Regions from separate parts of the Homo sapiens genome. Here region 2 is linked to region 1. A link is an interaction called in ENCODE POLR2A ChIA-PET data of the cell type or tissue named here. Cell type or tissue: OCI-LY7. All regions are shown on one strand.

Region 1 (4,000 bases):
AAGACAAAGAAAGAACAAAGAAATGTTCCAGATTAAGATTAAAGTAAAGACTCATGATAACTGTCCTTGCGTGGTAGCTCACACCTGTAATCCCAGCACTTTGGGAGGCCGAGCTGGGTGGATCACAAGGTCAGGAGATCGAGACCATCCTGGCCAATATGGTGAAACCCCAGTCTCTACTAAAATACAAAAAATTAGCTGGGCGTGGTTGTGTGCGCCTGTAGTCCCAGCTACTTGGGAGGCTGAGGCAGGGGACTAGCTTGAACCTGGGAGATGCAGATTGCAGTGAGCCGAGATCATGCCACTGCACTCCATCCTGGCGACAGAGGGAGACTCCATTTAAACAAACAAACAAACAAACAAACAAACAAACAAACAAAAAGACTCATGATAATTAAATGCAATGTGTGTTCTTGGATTGGATCCTGGACCAAAAGGGGAAAATTAAAAAAACAAAACAAAACAAAACAAAAAACCTTTTTTCATTAAAAGACATTATTGGAAAATTGGTGAAATTTGACTAAGTTATATAAAATAGTAGCAGTTTATACAGGTTAATTTTGTGATTTGGATAACTGTTCAATGGCTATATAAGAAAAAGCCCTTATTCAAAAGAAATATACACTGAAGTACTTAGGGACAAAAGAAAGAGCAGCATGTCTGCAACTTACTCTCAATTGTTTCAGGAAAAAATAATTTGCTTATAGGGAGAATGAATAATAAAGCAAATTGGACAAAATGTTAATGATTGGGAAACATGAGAGAAGGGCATATTGGTGTTCTTTATACTGTTCTTACTTTCTTGTAAGTTTGAAGTTATTTCAAAATTTAAAGTTACAGAAAAAGAAGCAATAAATAGAGAATTCTGTGAAGATAGTGTCAATAGCAGCATAGATTTTTTAATCTTTCTGAATATCCCCTGTGAAAACAGAGCAACTGGGATACAGAACCAACATTCTGGGGAAAACATCTAAAAAAAACCCCCAAGTTGACGAGGTATCCCCACTAACCCCGAAACATGAGTGGGTGGGAGCAAGTTATCAACAGCTTCAGCACCTCCATAGTAGTGGCAATTGTGTGGGTAGAAGCAGACGAAAGGCATGGAGCTCTGATGGCTCTGAGGATCAGAGAACCCCAAAATCCTTCAAAAAGTGCTCAGTGAGAAGACTGCAGGGCCAATCTGAGAACGGCAATTAAAACTGAGGAGGGTTTTGTAGGCTCCAATTTTTGGGTAAGTGTAAGGATGCTTCAGGAAGTACAGAACATTCTGGAACAGTGTTGGCCTCATGAATTCTCAAAACTAACTAATTGGGCTGGGCGTGGTGGCTCACACCTGTAATCTCAGCATTTTGGGAGGCTGAGGCAGATGGATCACCTGAGTTCAGGAGTTGGAGACCAACCTGGCCAAAATGGTGAAACCCTGTCTCTCCTAAAAATACAAAAATTAGCTGGGCATGGTGGTGCATGCCTGTAGTTCCAGCTATTTGGGAGGCAGAGGCAGGAGAATCGCTTGAACCTGGGAGGTCGAGTTGCAGTGAGCCAAGATCGCGCCACTGCACTCCAGCCTGGGTGACAGAGTGAGACTCCATCTGAAAAACAAACAAACAAACAAACACACACACACACACACACACACACACACACACACAACCAAGCAAAAACTAATTAAAAGTCTCTTCCTAGAAAAAGCCCTGCCTGAGGAAAAACTATGGGAGTGCAATCCAAATTGAGAAGGATGGAGAATATAGGGGCAAAAGGAAGAGAAAATCTCCATAAAATGAAAGAAGGAAGCTATGGAAGCAGATCTCAGAAAGAAAATCATGTTTTGATCACTTCACAAACACAACAGAAGAATGCTAGGAAAGCTACCCAGATCTTCCCTTCCCTTCTAAAGGTAAGAAATACTAATCTAATGTAAACACTTGAGCAATAGATAAGGATTGCAGTTATGTTCCATACAAAGTCACTGTAAGTAAAAAAAGTAAGAAGCAGAAAACATTATTTCAAATGGTGAACAAGTCATGTCTATAAAACATTAAGAATATAATAAATATCGTGATAATGTCTTAAGGAAAATAGAAGATGAAAAGGAAAAAACTTTAAATTCAGACAGCATATTTAAAAAGATATAAAGTAATTCTGGAAAAATAGTTATAGAAAACCCCAAAGAAGGGCCAACATAAGTAAAAAGAGAATCCCTAAATAAGATAATCAGGTATTGGAACAAACTAATACTAAAAACTCTAAGAAAAATTTTCAGACATAAAAAATTACTGAAGCTACATATTCAAAAGTTACATCACATACCTGGGAAAAACTGACCTACTAATGCCAAGTGTGGTGGCTTACACCTGTAATCCCAAGACTGTGGGAGTCTGAGGCAGGTGGATCTCCTGAGGTCAGGAGTTTGAGAACAGCCTGGCCCACATGGTGAAAACCCGTCTGTACTAAAATACAAAAATTAGCTGGGCGTGGTGGCACGCACCTGTAATCCCAGCTACTGGGGAGGCTGAGGCAGGTGAATTGCTTGAACCTGGGAGGCAGAGGTTGCAGTGAGTCAAGATCGTGCCATTGCACTCCAACCTGGGTGACAGAACAAGACTCCATCTAAAAAAAAAAAAAAAAAGAAAGAAAAAGAAAAATTGACCTACTAGATAAAGTCTGGTAAAACTACTGGATTTTAAAGAAAAAAGTCTTTCAGGAATCCAGGTAGTAAAGTTACTTATAAGGGAAGGAAAAAAATTTTATTTTCACTTTTGCCAGAAGACAAAGGAGTAACATATTGAAAAAGCAGAGAAAAAAAATGTGAGACAAGGATTTTATATCCAGCTAAACAGACCTTCAAGTACAAAGGCTACATATAGGCTGTTATAAACATGAAAGTGAGAATATGGTTCTCGTGAGTCCTCCCTGAAGTCTCAGATTGGTGCAAAAGTAATTGTGGGTTTTTCTATTACTTTTAATTGTAAAAACTGCAATTACTTTTGCACCAACCCAATATTCCCTGGAGAATAAAATTTAGACAATCGAAATGATTGGATGACATTAACATAAGGACTAGAACTTTAAATATATATGTACTGGCCGGGCCCGGAGGCTGACGCCTGTAATCTCAGCACTTTGGAAGACCGAGGTGGGCGGATCACTTGTGCTCAGGAGTTCAAGACCAGCCTGGGCAACATGGTAAGACCCCTTCTCTACTAAAAATACAAAAACTAGCTGGGTGTGGTGGCAGGTGCCTGTAATCCCAGCTACTCATGAGGCTGAAGCAGGGGAATTTCTTGAACCCGGGAGGCAGAGGTTGCAGTGAGCAGAGATCATACCATTGCACTCCAGCCTGGGTGACAGAGAGAAATGTCATCAGGCAAGACTCCATCTCAAAATATGTGTGTGTGTGTGTGTGTGTGTATGTGTGTGTATATATATATATATATATATATTAGAACTAAGACTGACAGTTGGTTAGAAGGAAGACAATATAGCTCGTAATGGCTATATACTCTAACAATGCAAATACAACTTACCAAAAATGGAGGATGAATGGAGAGAATATCTGATAGAATAAGTTCATTACTTTCTTTAAGGGTATTAACTAGTTATTTAGATTTTGTCTAAATTAGTCATCTTATTGAAGAAAGAGAGGGTGAAGGTATCAGCTAATTTCAATATTGCTTATCACTGAGGATGAATAGACAATAGACAAAAATAGGGGAGACTAAGGGCATTATAAAATGTATTAGTACAAAGGAAACCATTAGAACAAAGACAAAAACTTTGTTTAAAAAAACAATTTATTTTATACCTTATAAATTTTTTAATGGTTACTTGTAGAGGAAGAGAGGGAAGGGGGTACAGAAGACAAGGACAGAAGCTATGCTTTGAATATCCCATGTTTTGCAGATTTTTGTTTTTAATTTTCAAACAAAATTAAGATGCAATATCTAAAATTCAGAAGTAAAATGAAACAATGAGCCTAACAAGTTGACAGCACTAACAGGGT
Region 2 (4,000 bases), 78 kb before region 1:
AATAAATAAATACTTTCAGACATTGAGCTTATGTTTTTCATTTAAGATTAGTTCCTTAGAATAGAAGCAAAATCATCTCCATGATTGGCTTGACACACATTACCAAATTTTTGCTAGCTGTCCATGGTTTTAAAATTAATGCTAAAGTTAATTTTGGTTGGACTCAGCTTTAATTTTGTTCCAAATTTCTATTCAGTTATAATATGTCCTTTATTACATAATTCTTTCTTATCTCTTTGTTTTGAAATAGTTTTTTTTTTTTTTTTTTTTTTTTTTGAGATGGAGTCTCACTGTGTTGCCCAGGCTGGAGTGCAGTGGCACCATCTCGGCTCACTGCAACCTCCACCCCTCCAAGTTTAAGCAATTCTCTGCCACAGCCTCTGGAGTAGCTGGGATTACAGACGCATGCCACCACGCCCAGCTAATTTTTTGTATTTTTAGTAGAGACGGGGTTTCACCATCTTGGCCAGGCTGGTCTTGAACTCCTGATCTCGTGATCCACCTGCCTCGGCCTCCCAAAGTGCTGGGATTACAGGCGTGAGCCACCGCGCCCGGCCTGAAATAGTTTTTGATGAATACACATCCACATATATATTTTTTAAAATCTCAATATCTCTATCTAGTTGGGTTTCTGTCCTCCATTCGGATTCACTGATTCATATTTCTAATTTCTAATTTTAGATCGGTGCCTCACTATTTTATTATTATTTTATAATATGCTAGATTATCTGATTAGGCTAGCCTGCACTGTTCCATTTGGTAGCCACATATGGCTATTAAAATTAAATAAAATTGAAAATCTACTTCCTCAGTCACACTAGCCACATTTCAAGTCTGCAATATCTATGTGCTAATAGTTACTGTATTGGACCGTACGTGTGAAACAATTACATCACTCCAGAGAGTTCTAATGGACAATGCTGGGCTAGTCACCTCTGCTCCTCCTTGCTTCTGTTAATCTCTTTTTCAAAGATCTTTGAAATTTTTGCCTAACTAGCAAATAAATTTTAGAATAAAACCTTATTAACTTAATTACTATTCTAACTCTAAATGTTTACATTACCTTGAGAAAGGATACCTTTGCAGTAGTTAATCTTTCCATCCAGGACCTGACGTCTCTCTTCATTTAGCTAAATTTTCCTTATGGCTTCTAATAAGATAATTACATTTTCTACAGAAAGATTGTGTACATCTCTCAAAATTTATTCCTAAGTATTTAAAGTGTAAAGTACTATTAATGGACTCTCTTTGTTCATTTTGAATTCCAACTGACTTCGTTCTTTTTTTTTTTCTTTTTTTTTGAGAGAGGGTCTCACCATGTTGCCCAGACTGGTCTCAAACTCCTGGGCTCAAGCAATCCTCCTGCCTCGGCCTCCCAAAGTGTTGTGATTCTAAGTGTGAGCCACTGCACCTGGCCTCCCTCAAGTGACTTTGTTCTGTATAATGCAGAAAATTTTCTTCTCCCAGATTTTGAAATCTTTAGTATACCAGGCAACTCTTGTACATCCTTCCTTCAGATTCTCTAGTTATTAGCGTTTTGTTACATTTGCTTTGTCATTTTCTCTCTGTCTCTCTCTCTATATGCATATGTATGTACATACATCTCTATGCCTATATATAACTCAGGACCATACGAAAGTAATTCTTTTTAAAATATCATTCATGGGAAATCATTCCATGTCTTTATGAAGCAACTGGGAAGGAGGTAGCCCACTATCAGATAATCACGGTGTAAGTCTGTCATTGCACCTCCATCCCTAGAGGCCCTTTTGTTCCACAGAGCTGTCTGTGAAGAGAGGCCATTTGCCTTGTCTTGTGAGCAGATCGTGGATGTGGTTTTGCTTATGTGAGAGACGGAGACAAGCCAAGTGATTCTGAGCCCCTGGAATCATAGTCAAAGGTTGGTCATTATCAAGAGGTTGGTCCCTTTTCTCCTCCCATTGCCCTCTCTTTCAGGACCACCAGGACTGTGGAGTCTGCTAGAAGGGTGGTCAAGAAGAGACCACTGCCCAAGAATCCTCTCATCTTGACCTGCCCCCAAGTAAAGGAGGAATCGTTAAATGGTATACATCTTATCCTGAGGCAATCCCTGGGGTGACAACATGGGAAGCTTCTTCCAGAAGCACATGCCCCCCAGATAGGACTCAGATTCTCATGACTTGATTCTGGCCTCCTCTGAAGGCATGCCTCTTCATTCCTTACTGTTCACTGGGATTACAGAATCATTTTTTTTTTTTTAATCACAGGCCACTGACCCTGAGGAGCTCATCATCTAGGAGCTACAAATAAAAGCAGTTAAACTTACTTATGGTTTGAGTGATCAATAAAATATTTTACTCATTCAACTGTATAAGAGGATAGATTGCATAAAATAATGGTGGCTAGCAAAAATACACATCTGTTGTACTGTTCTATTTTGAGCCATTTGAGGAACAAAGGCCATGGGGAAAGAGGAAGAAGAATGATGTAGGTAGAAAGAAAGAGACTGGAGGGAAAGAAATAAAAGAGGGACTTGCACACACACACACACACACACACACACACACATTTAGTAAAAGAAAAATTTCTACAGAAAAGAAGGCCTACTGGGTAGTCTTTATGAAAATTCTGTGAAAGAGTTTAAAGCTATGTTGGATGTTTGCAATCAGTGGTATAATTATCTATCTATCTATCTATCTATCTATTTATCTATCATCTATCTATCTATCTATCTAACCATTCAACTATCCATCCATCTGTCCATCCCATCTTTCTATCCAATGTATCCACATAGACTTAACAAGTTTTGATGTTTGTCTTGTTGAACAAATGAACTCAATGCATCAGTGTTTTAAGAGAGGCTACAATTGCTACACGAGAATGTCCTACTACCTTTTTTTGAGTCTCTAGAACAAGCAGTCCTACCTTCTCCTTAATTTCAGATTTCTTTGTAAAAATGACAGTCAAGGAAAGCTAAACCACAGTGTTACTGACATTAATAAAGGCAAAAACATGTTTTCATAAGACTACTTACAAGGACCAGTTAACCAGATTCCCCACAACCAGCAACACCATTCTATCCTGGAAAAGAGGAAAGAAAACATCAAATGAGAGGCTGCACAGCCTACTTTTCTTTTAACCTACTGTGTAGAAGTATCAACTATGGGAAAACAATTGCATTGGTGAAAATAATTTTCTGTGGTTCTAAGAGTGCCTTGCCTATGATCTGACACTAATCGTATACAAAGACTAAATGGCAAGGCTTTTAACTGCAAATAGACCTGACTTCATCCCTGAGAAAGAAAATGTGGTGAGCAAAGCAGGACTCTATTTCTTCCCAGTGTTTAGTGGAGCTGGGCCCATGGGCCCATTTCTCAGTGGAGAGGCTGGTGGTATGTGTTGATTACAGAATTGAGAGAATTCTGTCACTGGTACTATGTAATTGAGCACTGTTTTTCTGGGGTGTACTACTTGGTAGCCACTATTGCAACTCTCAGGCCCCAGCTGTAGGGAGTTAATTTTGTACCCATTACTCTGGTTTCAAGGTGGTCCTGAAACTCACAGGTTCCTGTGTCTACAATATAGACTCTTGTAGGGGAGAAAATAGGGAGAAAAGGTCAATTTTAAAGGACAATAGGCCGGGTGTGGTGGCTCACGCCTATAATCCCAGCAATTTGGGAGGCTAAGGCGGGCAGATTACCTGAGGTCAGGAGTTTGAAACCAGCCTGGCTGACATGGTGAAAGCCTGTCTCTACTAAAAATACAAAAATTGGCCAGGTGTGGTGGCACACAACTGTAGTCCTAGCTTCTTGAGAGGCTGAGGCCCGAGAAGATTTTGAACCTGGGAGGCAGAGGTTGCAGTGAGCCGAGATTTTGCCACTGCACTCCAGCCTGGGTGATAGAGCAAGACTCTGTCCCAAAATAAATAAACAAACAAACAAATAAATGACAATTACTCTGACAGAGATTTATTCACAATCTGTCCCTGTTCTTTGCATACTACTTAAAACTTCTAGGAGAG

Evidence for each region. ChIA-PET counts read pairs that join two places held together with the same protein. Peaks named below come from ENCODE experiments on the same cell type or tissue, not always from the same donor. Only the 100,000 strongest peaks of a DNase experiment are listed, where the experiment ranks them.
Region 2: POLR2A ChIA-PET joins it to region 1 with 15 read pairs; 5 of 35 experiments call an interaction of 5 or more read pairs at or near these places.

The regions. Positions count from the first base shown.
Region 1 is chr3:113,540,552-113,544,551 of GRCh38, reverse strand. All of the region lies in intron 1 of SIDT1 (SID1 transmembrane family member 1), which reads right to left. Among named protein-coding and RNA genes, the nearest start is that of SIDT1, 10 kb to the right of the region's middle. In OCI-LY7, no CTCF peak of the experiment used is centred here; no DNase peak of the experiment used is centred here.
Region 2 is chr3:113,618,740-113,622,739 of GRCh38, reverse strand. It overlaps SIDT1 (SID1 transmembrane family member 1), which reads right to left. Exons shown (of 25, transcript NM_017699.3): 21 at 3,014-3,060. It overlaps LOC124909410 (a long non-coding RNA gene), which reads left to right. Exons shown (of 2, transcript XR_007096007.1): 1 at 1-2,063. Among named protein-coding and RNA genes, the nearest start is that of MIR4446, 26 kb to the right of the region's middle. In OCI-LY7, no CTCF peak of the experiment used is centred here; no DNase peak of the experiment used is centred here.